Regions from separate parts of the Mus musculus genome. Here region 1 is linked to region 2. Evidence: chromatin loops called from intact Hi-C (ENCODE). Cell type or tissue: left cerebral cortex. All regions are shown on one strand.

Evidence for each region. A loop is a pair of places that touch in the nucleus more often than their neighbours do. Peaks named below come from ENCODE experiments on the same cell type or tissue, not always from the same donor. Only the 100,000 strongest peaks of a DNase experiment are listed, where the experiment ranks them.
Region 1: it touches region 2 in a loop (8-fold over the local background); 39 of 42 quality-filtered maps call a loop at or near these places.

The regions. Positions count from the first base shown.
Region 1 is chr9:62,239,897-62,247,896 of GRCm38, reverse strand. It overlaps A730043L09Rik (RIKEN cDNA A730043L09 gene), which reads left to right and starts at 3,797. Exons shown (of 3, transcript NR_040769.1): 1 at 3,797-3,953; 2 at 4,096-4,209; 3 at 4,368-5,301. In left cerebral cortex, CTCF peaks have their summits at 2,069 (motif pointing right), 3,184 and 3,385 (motif pointing right); DNase peaks (open chromatin) are centred at 3,416 and 7,291; H3K4me3 peaks cover 220 bases.
Region 2 is chr9:62,036,266-62,044,265 of GRCm38, reverse strand. No RefSeq gene overlaps it. Among named protein-coding and RNA genes, the nearest start is that of Paqr5, 13 kb to the right of the region's middle. In left cerebral cortex, a CTCF peak has its summit at 3,919 (motif pointing left); a DNase peak (open chromatin) is centred at 3,909; H3K4me3 peaks cover 192 bases.

The DNA.
Region 1 (8,000 bases), 200 kb before region 2:
TGATGGCAGCAGCATCAGGTGGCTATCGGAATCAGTGCTGGAGAGGTGGGGAGGATAAGGGAAAGCCAGGGCACTGACTAGCTAGCTCAGCTACCACCTGGGCCCAGAGCAAGTTGGTCCACCCCCAAATCTATATCATCTGCAAACGGTTGGGACACGTGAAAGGGCAAGTCTTGCTGATCCAAAGTCCCAGGATCTCCATGACACAGGATAAACAGGAGGAGACCCAGTGAGGATTGATGGTGTCAGAGAAGCCAGGGGTCAAGGACTCATTGCAATGAACATTTGCAAGTGAAGATGTGTGGACAGAGGGATCTACTGTGGGACAGCTTCCCTCGTGAGATGTTTGTTTTCTATGCTTTGTTTGTCTGTGTATTTTTCTTTTTATTTTGGAGAGTGGTTTGCAAGGGAGGATATAAGGGAACAGGGAGACAAGCTGGACTTGGGTGCATGATATGAAACTCACAAAGAATAAAAAAAAGGTGTGTGTGTGTGTGTGAGAGAGAGAGAGAGAGAGAGAGAGAGAGAGAGAGAGAGAGAGTTCTCAACTCAGGTTCCTTCCTTTTAGATAACTGTAACTTGTGTGTCAAGCTGACATAAAACCAGCCAGCACAAATAGCAACCCTAATACCATATCTTCATTTGGCTGAGTCCATGTTCCCTACTTTTTTCCTTAGCAGCGCCCTTTTAAAGCATGGTTTTATTGCATTTTATTTATTAATTTTGTTTGTGTGAGAGCCATGGGGTACATGTGGAGGGCAGGGGACAACTTTCAGGAGCTGGTTTACTCCTTCCACCGTGTGGTTCCTAGGAATTGAACTCAGGTCATCAGGCTTGGTGGCAAACACCTGTACCAGCTGAGTCATCATATCTCTGCCCCTGCTTTGATATTCTCTCTCTCTATATATATATCTATAGATATATATAGATATAGATATAGATATCACACATATGCAAACACACACACACACTGTAGCTGTCTTCAGGCACACCCAGAAGAGGGCATCAGACATCAGATTCCATTACAGATGTTGTGAGCCACCATGTGGTTGCTGGGAATTGAACTCAGGACCTCTGGTAGAGCAGTCAAGTGCTCTTAACCACTGAGCCATCTCTCCAGCCCTGCTTTGATATTCTTGAGAGCATTTGGAAGAGAGCTGGTGTGGGTGTTTAGACTGGTAGAGTTCATTGGAAACAGACTCTGTGTGGCTTTTTAATTAATCTCAAGATTGTCATGAGTGGATTCAAATTCCTTTGATAAACACAGCTTATAAGTTCAAGTAAACAGACACAATTTCTCACAAGAAACAGTTAAACAGATGTCATTTTCAATAACAAACATCCAAAGGCTTAAACTCCAGCCAGCAGTCTTTGAGAGATAAACCTTAGGATATTGCAAAGAAGCTCTGCCCTTTCTGGTAAATAACAACCACGGCAAATATTTGCAGGGTGCTGGCTTTGCTCTGTGTGCGTCTACGTATATGAATCCATTAGAAACCCCATTTTGTAACAGCGAGCCAGAAGCAAAGGCTCGATGTAATTTAAAATGCCTAGCTGCCGGCATACGAATACTCGCAGCCCGCTTCTCCCTGATCTGAATAAACACAGGGTAAAGCAGACGCAGAGCTTCGCTCTCCCCAAGCCGCTTGAGCCAACAGCTTTATTACATTGAACCTTCTTCTGAGATTTCTCATTAATCACAGCTGAAGCGCGTAGCCTCTGATCTTAACTTTAATTATGAAACCTTGAGGTTCGGTGGTTTTCAATTTCCAATTTCTCTAGTTTGAGCTTCATTCACCCTGAGCTGGAATCTGTATTTTGTCCTTAGAGGACAATAGGTGCAGGGCATGTACTTCCTGCTCTTCCTGTTTCCTCCCTGATAGGATACAGATGCTTGTATTATCTACCTGTAGCTCGCTCTCCAGGACTGAGCTGTCGGAGCCGGGCATGATAAGAGTGCTTGCTTAGAGGGCATTTTGATTCCAGCCCTGCTAAAAACGAGAAGAAGGACTCTATCTATCATGGGCCTTGGTAGGGGTAGTCTTACTGGAATGAGGTAAAGCCCTGCAGCCTGCAGGGGGCAGTGAGGCTGAGTCCAAGGTTGCAACAAGAAATACAGAAATACGGGCCAAGCAGCCAAGCTGTGATACTAATTTTATAGCCAAAGTTCAGACAGCTCTGTGATGTGCATCTATGATGTTTTCCTCCTCTGTGTGTGCACGTGTGTCTGTCTGTCTGTCTATCTTGGTCCCTTGCCCTCCTTTTACCCATGCCTCATTGATCTTCTGAGAAGCGAGATGCAGACAATACCTTTCTGCATCCAGTCATCTGGTTTACATACCTAAGAATCCAGCCACCTGGGACGTAGCCACCCTGACAACCTCTCCTCGTCAGTCTTTTCCACTGGGACCGAGGCTAATCACATGCCCTGGTTGTTCCAGTGAAGGTGGTTGGAAAAGAGGGGCTCACTCGCACGAAGCTTCGCCTGTTGGAGCTGGGGCCAGGCCTGGTGCTAGGGCCTTCCCCACAGTCTCCAGTAATCGAAGGTGGGACAGTGGGTAAAAGCACTTGCCACATGTGTATGAGGTTCCAAATTTGGACCCCCTAGAGCCCACACAAAGGCAGACATGATAGCACATGTCTGTAATCCCAGTTGCCTTAGGGCAAGACAAGAGATGGAGTCAGGAGACTCCCCGAAAGCTGCAGGTGCACTCTGCTCTTGGACTGAATATTCAGTTTGAGCCTCTGCTTCAGGTTCCCCCCTATGGGAATTTTCTCCCCTGCTGTGATGGGCTGGACCTCAAACTGGGAGTCAGAATAAACCCATCCTTCTTCAAGTTGTCTTTGCCAGGGTCTTTTCTATCAACGAACTGGAAAACAACCATCTAGTTATGCGCCTGTTGCTGTAATAAAGCACTTTGGGAGGGAAAGGGTTTATTTCATCTTACAGTTCTACATTGTAGTGTGTCAGTCACCAAAGGAAGTCAGGGCAGGGACAAGAGGCAGGGACTGAAGCACAGCCTGTGGAGGAGGGCTGCTTTCTGGCTTGCTCCCCACAGCCTGCTCAGCCCATTATTTTTAATACAATCCAGGACCTCTAGCCCAGGGGCGGCATAACCCACAGAGGGCTGGGTCCTCCCACATTAATCATTAATCAAGAAAATGCCCCATAGGATTATGTATAGGCTAATATCACAGGGCACTTTGCTAGTGCAAGTCTCTCTTCCCAGATGAATGAAGTCTGTGTCAAGTTGACATACAACTAACCCGGAAAGGAGCTAAGACACTGGTCATAGGTGAAAGAACTTGGTCGGAAGAATTGAGTGTCCTTCTGTCCCCCATGACTAATCGAAAGTGCCCTTTGCTTTCTCTATAGGCAGACTCCAGTTGTCCACAAGAGGGCGCTGTAGAACCAGGGAATCTCCGGAGGCTTCACTTCACTTCACCCGGAGGCAGGATCGTTCCTAAAGGGTTTAAATGGAATGAAAGAGGGCCTGGAGGACGCACCCTGTTACAGACTCTCTGCTTCAGGCAGCACCTCCAGGCTCAGTCTCTGACCATCTGTGGGTATCTGTCCTTCTTCTCTGTAAGCTGTGAACTTCCCAGGGTCTGACCTGTGGTGCCGGAGACCTAGCACGCGTGAGGTGGACAGGCCTAAGCTGGCTGAGAGTGTCACTGGAGCACGGGAGTACTGAAACGTACGAGCTCTGGAAAGGAGTGCAGCACATCAAGTTGTCAGCTGGGATCTGGAGACCAGGAGTGCAAACACAGCGGGCGGAGTGACGCTGCCAGAGCCATTCTGCTCTGAGAGACAGCAGGCATTAGCAAAACCAACCGTTAGGTGCACAAGTGCCGTTTGTTAATGCGCTGGGAGCCAGAGGACACTGATGGGAGGAGAGGTCACACAAGCTTTACTGAGAAGTGTCACTAGCCTGGCAGACAAGACTGAAAAGGTGGGGGGCGGTGTTAGGGACAGCAGCAGAGATTGTCCCTGTGCAAACACCTGGTCAGCAGTCGGGTCACTGGACTGACATAGTTTCTGCTGTGCTGTGCTTGGAGATGTGCCTCTCTGAGCCATCACTTTACCATCCACAGAGTGAACAAATCGATGTGTGTCGGGTGCAGACGTCGAAGCCCACGCCTGTAATCCAGCACGTGTGGATATGAAGGCAGAAGAATCAGAAATGGAAGGCCAGTCTCAGCGCCGTGGTGAGTTCAAGGTCAGAGTGGGCTACATGAGATCCTTCCTCAAAAAAAAAAAAAAAATTGATGTTTTTGTGGCAAAAGGTATATTTTTTTAAAAAAAGAAACCCCAATAGAACATTATGTTTAAAAAAGACTATCTGACATGCCTGTTCACGTGACAGAAAAATAAATGACGGGCCAGAGAGATGGCTCAGCAGATGAAGGTACTCGCCACCAACACTGACGACCAGAGTGCCACTCCAGGACCCAGATGGTGGAAAGAGAGAACCAGCTGCTTAGGACTGTTCTCTGACCTCCACATGCCCTCCCCCCTTTCCCTTTTCTCCGTCCCCCTCTTTCCCACTCCTACATGATTCTCTCACCCATGGGGGGGGGGCCCAGCCCGGTGACCATACCCTACTCAGGGTTTCCTTCTCCCGTGGCCCCCAATCACAGGGATGCAGTGAGCATCCAACAGTCTGGCTCCAGTTCAGATATTAAAGCGCCATCTTTAGGAACTGTCCCAGGTAGCTGCCAAGGGTACCCTATCTCCCCACCCTCTGCTTTCACCTGAGCTCCTTATCCTGGGCACATGCTGGAGACATGCTCAGCAGTCATGAGCACGGCTGTTCTTCCAGAGGACCAGGGTTTGGTTCTTGGTACCCATAGCTGGTGGTTCACAAAGCCTGTGACTCCAGTTCCAGGGGATCCTATGGTCTCTCCTGGCCTCTGTGGGCAGCACCACACACACTCTTGTTACACACATTGTGGTGGTTTGAATGAAAATGGCTCCCATAGGCTCAGAGGGAGTGCCACTGTTAGGAGATGTAGCCTTATTAAAGTAGATATGGCCTTGCTGGAGGAAGTGTGTCACTGGGGGTGGGCTTTGAGGTTTCAGATGCTCAAGCCAGGCTCAGTCACACTCTCTCTTCCTGCTGCCTGTGGATCCAGGTGTAGAACTCTCAGCTACTTCTCCAGTGCGTCTGCCTATATGCCTCTGTGCTTCCCACCATGGTGACAATGGACAAAACCTCTGAGCTATAAGCCAGCTTCCTTTATAAGTGTTGCCATGGTCATAGTGTCTCTTCGAAGCAATGGAAGCCCCATATAAGACACACATAAATAAAAAATAAAACCTTAAGACTTTAGCCAGGAGTTACTCATGATGATATTTTAAATCCATATACTTATGCATGGCTTATGTAATATTTTTTAAATAAACAAATGTAGAGATGGTAATGTCACCTGAGATCTCCAATACTGGATGGGGGGAGATAGCTCAATAGGTAACGCCACTGCTGTACAACCATGAGTACCTGAGGAAAAATAGCTGTGTATGGTGGGGTGCACCTGTCCCCCCACTGCACTGGGGACCCCGGGAGGTTATTGACCAATAACCTGAACTATCTCCAGATTCAATGAGGGACCCTGACACCAAACATAAGGAGGAGAGTGACAGAGAAAGGCATGTGACATCAGAACCTGGCCTCACTCGGCCACACATAGCTGCACATGCTACACACAGAGGTGGGAGATTTCAAGAGCTCAAGTGAGTGTATTTCAGGTAATGGCCAAGGGATGGGCCACCCAGTGTATAGGGGGAACACCAATGCCCAGACATGGGCATTATTCATTATTTTTAGTCCCAGGCTTAAGTGATCTAAGTATTAAAATGAGAAACAGCCTCATGGAAGTCTGAGGCTGGCCTGAAAAGCCTGCATAGATCATGAGCAGATATAAAGATAAAGTTGTGGACACAGGGACCAAGCTTAGCACAAGCCCAAACGGGAGTCCAGACACCTGGGGCATGGTCTGTGCCAAACAAGTACATCGCCAGTCTTTTTATGGCTCATCTTTATAGTGATCTTGCTCTCCTTTAAAAATAAGGTTAATTTCAACAAGGTGTTTATTTTATGATGGAATCCATTCTGTAAGGAGGAAGGGGCAAGCTCCACGTCAGGGGGTGGTGGGATGGAGACCTGCCTCTCAAGGGAAGCTTCCAGACGTCCAACTCTCACCATCCAGCTTGGCAAAGGAAAAAGCTGCAAAAAAAAAAAAAAAAAAAAAAAAAAAAAATCCAAATTTGCCTAGATCTGAGTTTTAACACACAGATAAATTTTTCTAAACACCCTCAAAGGCCATTCAAGGGAAATAAATGGCTTTTCCTCCCTCCAGTGACACACAGTTACCTCCACTCCTGGGTGACTCCTGGGGAGAGGTGAACAATGTCTAGACAGCTCAGAGAGAGCACCACGAACAGACCAAAGACACTCTCCCACTGGGATATGACTCAGTGGACCAGGGAGTCTGTGGGGTTACTCGTGGGAGCACAGTGACTCTAAAGCAGCTACAGCATAGAGAAGCCCACCCAAGCGCCAGTGAGGTCTCCGCAAAGCTGCATACCTATAGTTCCCTTCTGGACTTGCAGGAGGCTCAGCACGGTGTAAAGGCTAATTCTGATTGTCTAGTTGATTGGATCTGGAATTACCTAAGAGACATGCCTCTGTGTCCATCTATGGAGGTGTTTCTAGGATGGGTGAAGATTCCCAGAGCAGATAGACGTTCAGATAGGACATCTGCCTATCTTCACTCCTTGCTGGTGAGTGTGTCTATCCCATTGCTTTGAGAAGCCCAGTTTCTTCAGCCGTTCAATATGGGCTGAAGCCCGGAGGTTCTCCAGGAGTGCTCCAGGCCTTCAACACCAGACTAGGACTGCTAAGGCATCCGGCATCGTGGATTGAGGAATTTCTGAGTTCTCAACCTCTTCAGTGTGTGGGCAGCTAGCACTGAGCTACTCTGTCCATATCACGGAAGTCAGTGCACCCAGTCTCCCTTGCGACACATATTCTGTCTCAGATCCTTTCTTAAAGAACCTGACTAACACATGTGGTATTGTGTGAACTCCAGGAGGGCGGGTGTTCTTGTCTCTGTCTTCCATGAAGGGAGCTGGCATGACTGGCTGGAACCCTCACCTCTGACCTTCTCTGATGCTCCATTCCAGAGCAACAAATGCCACTATCCTTGCAGCAGACAGGACAGTATGACACGACAGAGTAGGCAGCTGCCCTTTAAGATGCAATTTCAGGCACCCCAGAAAGAACACACCTCCATCTCCCACACCTCTACCACCCACGGTCACGTTGGTTCCAGAGTAAGCGGTCTGGTTCCATTTGCAAATCCAACCTGCTTGCAGAGGTTCACTCCACCTTAGTGTCCCCAGACTGGAAATGCTGGTGACAGCTACTCTAACTTCCTCTCTGGAATATGAGGAGGTGTTACAGGGGTCCCTGCTCCTCCTCGGCTACAACCTCCTCCTCCTCCTCATGTTTCTCCCTCCTCCTTTTAACTCAAAAGAGATGGATGACTTACAAAGAGCAAATGAGTCAGAAATAGGGAAGCGGAAAAAGAGAACGATTTTGCCAAGTTATTATTCAGAGGTGCTCTCTGGGACCGAGAACAAGAGCGACCCCATCAATCACACAGCAGAGCGCCCGGGCAGGCGATCTATGGTGTCAGCCGACAGCCATTGCATGAGCAAGTAGGCCAGGAGCCTGGGGCTACCTGCTAGTCACCACAGAGGAAGGAGACGGTATAGACACAAAAAAGGGGTCCTTTAGCCCAGAGGTCAGAGAGGACACTCCAAACTTTGCAAAGGTTAGACTCCCTTTGAGTCCTACTTGGAGCCAGACTCAAAACAAGGGAGAAATGAGGCCAGGAGGCGCTCAGTCTGGAACCTGCACCCCTTTGCCACACCGAGGGTGGGAGGTAAGCATGACCTCATCTTTCCAGGTGGAGCCCTAACACTGGCTGCATCT
Region 2 (8,000 bases):
CTGCTACTTGGAAGTGTAAACCGAAATCAATCCTTCCTTTCCCATGTTGTTTGGGTCACAGTGTTTGTCACAGAAAGCAAATGGGAACACATGGTCTCTGTCTTGTGATGTGACATATGACAACATGCACCTGCCTGCCGCCAGATCAAGCTGGCCCAGCAGTTCTTGGAAAGCAGGGAAGGCCAGAAGAACTTGGTGTCTAGAGGCCTGGGAGGAACAGTGCACCTGCGTGGGGGTTAGGAAGCTCTTTTAAACAGTTCTGGACAGCAGGAGGGGCCGCTTTGGGTCTGCCGATGATGGAAGGGAATTGGGCTAATAAGGAAGTCCTCTTCTTTCAGACCAGGTGAGTCTCCCTCGAGTCTCAGACCCTCTGAGGAGGGGAATGGGGAAACCTGGGGCACACTCTCCACAGTTGGCTGTTAACATCCCTGGGGCCTGGAGCAAGAGCACAGTAGGGAGGGCTGGGTTATGGTGGTGGCGAGGGTGGCTAGCTTACACAAGGGCTTGGCTCACTCCCGTGCACCCTGGCAGGAACAGAGTCCAAGTGGAAGCCCATCATGTATTTAGAGATTTTGATCCCGTGACTCTTCAACACCATCTGTACCTGAAGGAGAGGAAATAGTATGCAGAGGAGAAAATCTGTACTTTCTTTTTTGTTTGTTTGTTTGTTTGATTGGTTGGTTTTTCGAGACAGGGTTGCTCTGTGTAGCCCTGGCTATCCTGGAACTCACTTTGTAAACCAGGCTGGCCTTGAACTCAGAAATTCGCCTGCCTCTGCCTCCCGAGTGCTGGGATTAAAGGCGTGCGCCACCACGCCTGGCAAATCCGTACTTTCATATTTACTGCAGTGTTGTTTACAGCCAAGACATGGACTCAACCTATGTGTCCATCAACAGAGAAAGAAAAAGTAGCGCTACACTGGGAATGACACTCAGCTGCTAGGGGGCCTGCCAAGAGTGCACAAAGCCCCGCTTCACCTCCAGCTCAGCACAAACCAGCATGGACGCAGGCCTATAGTCCTAGGATTGAGGAAATGAGATAGAAGGCCTAAGAAGTTCAAGGCTGTTTTGGGCTCTTTGAAATGCCTGTCTCAAAAATCAATCAATCAATCAATCAGTCAATATTTTAAAAAGACACAATCCATGTACACCATTTTATTTAACCATTACAAAGAACCAAACAGGATAAAATTCCACTGTTTATCCAGTGGCAACAGTGTTGAAGCTTAAGTGGCCCAGGAGGTCATTATGCCACATGAAAGAAATCAGAGCAACAAAAGGTAGCTACCACCTGAGCTCCCTCATCTGTGTGATCTAAGAAAGTTGCTTTCGAATGTAGATGTTGAAATTAGCAGGGTGGTTGCCAAGGGCTAGGTAGATGGGCTGATGTTGACCAAAAGATACACATTTGGGCTGGTGAGATGGCTCAGCAGAAAGAAGTACTTCTAGCCAGGACGGAGGACCTGAGCTGGACCCTTGAAACTCACGTGGTGTAAGGAGAAAACTGAATTCCACAAGTTGTCCTCTGACCTCTTCGTGCACAAACACAAACACACGCACACGTACACACAAATGTAAATGATTGTTTTAAGGACATACAATTTCAGTAGAAATAAGCAATATAGTGGCTCTAGTTTATTGGATTCTTGAAACATTCTGAGCGTGGTTATAAAGTGTTCCATGCTGGGTGTTAATTCAGCTCAGGGAGGCTAGCATGTATGTTTGTCATGCTTAGCCTCAGCAGTGAACTTCATAAACCTAGAGTCATCTGGGAAGTAGGACTTTCACCTGGGGAACTGTCCAGATCAAAGTGACCTTGACTGCTACTTGATGTGGGAAGGCCCAACTGCCCACTGTGGGTGGTTCTATTCCTAGGTCAGTGGTCTTGGGCTGATAAGAGAGAAGGCCAGAGGAACAAGCAGTAAACAACAGTTCTCCATGACCTCTGCTTCGGTCCCTGGACTTTCATAATTGCCCTTCCCTCGTGATCTCTATTTGTACTCATTTTCAGTGATCCAAAGAGTCAGAAAATACTTATTTGTGAGGCCAACGAGATAGTTCAGCTGGTAAAAGTGTTTGGCAAGCAAGCCTGACAACCTACATTTCATCCCTAGAACCCATTAAAAATGAAAGGTAGGTGCTGCTGTGATAATTTTTGGTTTCTTTAAAAATCAAGTTATGTGGATGTTTTTGTTTCAATCCCAGGTGTGGGATAAGAGGCTGCTTCTCGGCGGGTATTTATGATTTGCCTCGTGCACTAGCAGGAGCTGATTTTGCCAGCTGCAGATAGTTTAATCAGGGGGTGGGGGTGGCGAGGGGGGTGGGAATCCGAAGATAGTATAAATGGGAGAGCCTGAGAGGGCCTGGGGTTGCTGCTGTTGCTGCTCCCAGTTGTTCTTGATGCAGTGTGATGAGAAGATTTGAGCTTGCCCTAAGGAACTCAATGTCCCTAATTGAGGAAGCAATCAAAAGAGGTCTACATTCCCTCTCTCTCTAACCTTCTCTCTCTCTTGTTGGGAGATTGGAAGGGATGGGGTGGAGTAAACATTGGAACAGAGGAAGGGTTTATAAGAACCCAATAAAACAGCTAAAATCAAATTCACCAACAAGGTGCAGGGCTGAAGAGATGACTCCATGATTAAGAACGCTAGCTGCTCTCAGAGGACCCATGTTTGGTACCCAAACCACCTGTAAGGCCAGATCCAGGGCATCTGATGCCCTCTTCTAACCTCCTTGGACACCAGGCACATGAGTGGTGTTCAGATCATACATGCAGCTGAAAAGCTCATACACACAAAATAAGTGATTAAAAAGAAAAGGCTAGATGTGGTAGTGTCCATCTATAATCCCAGCACCCACAGTGAGGTGGGGGTGGAAACAGGAAGACTGCCTGGAAGCTGACTGGCCACCTGGTCTGGGCTACTCTACAGTGGAAATAAGAGAGAGCCTGTCTCTACACAGTGGAAGAAGATAGCTAATTCCTAAGAGTTGCCCTCCCACCTCCACAGGCATACGCCCACGCACACACTCACCCCAGATGTATATACATATTTAAAAAAAATAAAATTTGCTATACTCAGAATAGAACATTTAAATGCACTTTCATCATGGAAATTAAATCAGGTGTAAAAATTCTTTAGAAATGGTATGTGGAAATGATTTTTTTCCTGAGTTATTGAAGCATATCTTAGCCAGATGTGGTGGTGCATGCCTTTAATCACAGCATTCAGGAGGCAAAGGCAGGCAGATCTCTGAGTTGTTTACAGAGCAAGTTCCAGGCCAGCCAGGAGTACACAGACAAACTTTGTCTCAATCAAACAAACAAACAAAGTAAATAAATAATAAGTATCTGTTGGATGGAAATGGAAAAAATTCTAATTATCTGTAGTAAATGTCAAAACTTGAAATAAAAAAATATTTAAATCTGAGCTTCCCAATTTAACTTTTAGAAATTGGTTAAAATTTAGCAAATATTTTATATAAATGAAATAACTGCAGTTGTAACAGTGAGCTGCCCTGTCGCCTCTAAGATACTTTCCCTAATTCCTGGTCACATGTGTCTTCAGTGTAGCAGTAACCATTAGCATTTGCCTGCTTCTTGATCTAACAGTCTAAAGAAGAGGGACTGCTGTGTTTTGAATTGTTTTAGGGTGGAAGGGAAAGCAAGAGCTTGGGAGTTGGGGGTGGTCTCTACTCTGCGGGTCAGTTCTGGATTTGATCTGTCTCACCCTAGCAAAAGTGCTGAGGGCAGGGTCCTAACTCAACGGAGTGGAGTTGGAAGACCGCTTCAAATCAGGCCAGAGGTTTCTGAGTCAATCTGGAGCTGAAGGCTGGAGAGTTTGGAGCCCTGGAAAACGCAGTAGCAGAGCGACTGTGTGAGCCGTCACGAGGGCGCCACCTGCAGGGCAGTGGAGGCTCAGCGGAGCTAAGTGGGAGAACGGAGGCGTCACTCGGAGGATGCTGGGGGAAGCACAGAAACGAGGGTGCTTCCTTGCTCTCCTCATCAACTGATCAGCTCTTTTTCCTCCTTCTTTCCTATGGCGGAGCAGAGGGAAGTTCTTTCCAGCGTCTTGCCGCAGACACCTCATTCCGTGGAGACGCAGAACAAGCCAATGCCTCTCCAAGATTTTTTTTTTTTAAAGGCAGCCCTGGCTAGCCTGGAAATCACTATGGAGACCAGTCTGGCTTCACTACAATCCTCCTGCCTCTGCCTCCCAAATGCTGGAATTAAAGGCACGTGTCACCACGCTCAGCTCAAGTTTCAGTTTCTTTACACTTTTTCAGATTTGACATAAATATTTTCAAACATACCCACATTAGTTTCGTAAATTATTGCAGTGTCTCAAGAGAGGGAAAATTACATAGCTGAGTCTTTACAACCCGATATCATTCAGTCTGCCACCTAGAACTTGTCATCCCGGGGCCCTGTCCAGGGCTTTCCGTGTTTAGGATTCCCTCCTTGCCACTTTCCAGGGGCCACGACTGTCTTCAGCGCTCTGGCAGCCGGGCTGTCTCTAAGCTCTCCCCCTCCACCTTTGCAGCCCTTTTCTGATGAAAGACTCGAGGACTCCTTTCATCCCCCTTTCTTCTCAACCTCATTCCACCCCCGTGGGAGCTTATTCATGTCTGTGGCATCAGGAACGGCACCTAGGATTCACTCGTCAATGTGGCTGCAGGTGCTCACTGGCTGTATGTGGTGAGACTCCGTTTCAGACCTGGGGACCCTACCAAAGCCAAGGTCCTGCTTCCAGGGACCTGTCATTCTCTGAGAGGAGCTAGGCAGTGAACATGTGAACCTGCAATTTAACAAGTTAACTCCCGAGTCTGTGTGTGAACAGGACTGGGAGACAGCTGTGAGTGTGGGGGAGTTGGAAGCCCAACACGGTTTGTTGTGGTGGCCGCAGGGCCTCAGCATCTCAGGGGCCTGTTAGAAGAACAGCTTCCCTGCCAGCTCACACCTACTAAATAAAAACCTTTGTACTTAGAGGCCAGCATGTAGTTTTCACTTCCCTCAAGGGGACTCTGCCAGGGTCTCCAAAGAGCCTTTCCAGGTAAAGGCCTGCTTATCTTGATATCAGTGGGTATCACAAATTGCCACAAATATAGTGACCTAAAATAATATGAATTCATTCTTTTCTTGTCCTGAGGCTCAGAAGCCTAGAATCGGCTTCACTATGCTCAACTCAGATGCCTACAGAATTGAGTCCTTTCAAAGCTCTGGAGAGACACCACTGGCTGGCCTCTCAAGCTCTAAGAGACACCCTTAGGGCCTGACTACATCTATCTAACCCCCACTTGTCGCTAGATCGATTGCTCTGACTCTAATCCTGCCTGGTCACTTCTGATTCTACCCTGGAATCCAATATAACTTTTCCAGCAACCCTACATTAAGATCCTTGGGCTGAGGATGTAGCTCTGTTGGTAGAATGGCTATCTAGCATCCACAAAGCCGTAGGTTCCATCCCCAGCACTACACAAATGAGGCTTGATGCTGCATCCTAAATACCTGAATGTGCGAGACAGAAGCAGGAGAATCATAAATTCAAAGTCATCTATAGCTATACAGGGCATTCATTCAAGGCCATCCTGGGCTATATAAGACCCTGCCTTAAGTACACACACACATACGTACATACACACACACATGCACGCACACATACTTTTACTTTGATTCTGGGGATCAATGTGCAACATTGATTTTCAGTACTACTTACTGAACCATCTACCTGGTCCCATGTTGTGAATCTTCTTGAGGAGGGAAATTCTCCTTAGGACAGGAGGTAGCTGATGCAGCCAGCAGAGGCGGTGAGTCATGGAGTAACCTCAGACTGGCCATTCACTCTTGTAGGATCTTAGCATCTTATAATGCTTCTAGGTCTCCACACTCCTGGTTCAGTGGATTCCAGTGTAGGAAGTGGACCAGGAGTACTCAGCAGTAGTACCCAGAAGTAGGCCAGGAGTACTCAGCAGTAGTACCCAGAAGTAGGCCAGGAGTACTCAGCAGTAGTACCCAGAAGTAGGCCAGGAGTACTCAGCAGTGGTACCCAGAAGTAGGCCAGGAGTACTTATAAGCAGTACCCAGAAGTAGACCAGGGGTACTCAGCAGTGGTACCCAGAAGTAGACCAGGAGTACTCAGCAGTGGTACCCAGAAGTAGACCAGGAGTACTCAGCAGTGGTACCCAGAAGTAGACCAGGAGTACTCGGAAACAGGTTATAAGATTTCAGAGGAAGTACTCAGTGCCAGAAGAAAAGTGGATCTACCAAGCATGTAGATATAAGTCTGGAATACCACATTCAGGAGGCTGAGGCAGGAGGATCAAGAATTTGAGGTCAGTGGCTAGAGAGATGGCTTAATGGGTAAAATGTTTGCCCCATAAGCATGAAGACCTGATTTTGGATCATCAGAACCCATAAAAATAGTTGGCCATGTTAGCACATGACTGTAATCATGGCTAGGAGGCAGAGACAGGAGGCTCCTGCAGGTTCACTGGCCAGCCAGTCTAGCCAATGAGTGAGCTCCAGGTTCAGTGAGAGACCCTCCCCACAAAAGACGGAGGGCAATAGAAGGCATCCAACAAGTACACACGTGGATAAGTTCTTATACCAGATACACAGGTGAGGACACCCCTGCACACAACAACAACAAAATGGTGGGCTGCCTTAATTAGGGTTTCTATTGCTGTGACCAACATAACCAAAAGCAACTTGGAGGTTTATGTCAGCTTATACATCCTGATCACGCAGATGAGTAGGAAGTCAGGGCAGGAGCTCAGGGCAGGGACCTGGAAGCAGGAGCTGATGCTGAGGCCGTGGAAGAGTGCTGCTTACTGGCTTGTTCCTTGTTGTGTGCTAGCTGCTTTCTTACAGAACCCAGAACCACCAGCCCTCAGGAAGGTACCGCTTGCACTGCCCTGGGCCCTCAAGGATCCTCCAGGATCAGGAAAATGCACCGCAGGCTTGCTCACAGGCCCATCAGATAGGGGGCATTTTCTCAGTTGCTGCTCTGTGTTCCAAAATTACTCTAACTTGTGTCAAGTTGACATAAAACTAGTCAGCACATGGACAAAATATCTGCTCTGAATGATCACAACTTCACTTCAGGGTAGGATGGGTCCCACACAAACCCCAGGTTCACGGGGGAGCCAGAGTCCTTCTTTGAACATTAGCCAAGAACCTCGAAATAGACTTGTTCCGGATTAGACCAGGTATAGATAGAAACAGAAATACATAAACACACATATTTATTTTTTTACTTCCACATAGGCCTCTTTCCTTATGAGAAGCAATCCAGGCACAAAGTCCTGACTAGAGAGGACACTTTGGGCACAAGCGACACTCCAGCCCTCTGAGGTGTGAGGCGCGATGTGGGCAGACATGGGCAGCATTAGGTAAGGTCTAGAGCCTGCGGAGAGCGCCACCGCTGACTGGCCTGGCCTGCGAGCTTGGCAGACACCAGCTGGTTTCACCTTCAGCGCTCTGACAGTGAGGCTTTCCCTAGCACCTGAATGTTCCGTGTGAACATAGATTTCCACATGTGCAGGTTGGTCACAGACCCCACAGTCTGGCCTGAGATGCCCCATGACAGGGAGGCCAGGCCAGGAAGCCAGCGCTGCAGGGACTTCCGGTGCCTGCCTCTGAGGGCTCCTGAGTCCGGCGCTGACAAAACACAATCAGACTCCCTCCCACCTTTCCTGAAGGCACAACTCTGAGATGTCCATACCCACGCTGTAAGAACCATAGGCTCAGAACCAGTTCTTCTTCCATGGGTGGTTATCCATTCTGGTCCTAATTATAGAGGTCTCCCTGTCCAGCTGGCCTGCTGCTGAGGAGGTTCGGAAAATACTGGGGTCCTCTCTTCTCCCCACATTAGGGGGAGATGCAGAAATAGCAGGTAAAAAAACAAAAACAAAACAAACAACCCAGGCTGGGACTATCTGGGCTCTGAGCAGCCTTGCCTTCTATGAGCTAAGGGGATATTCAGCATCTTTCTGACACTGGAG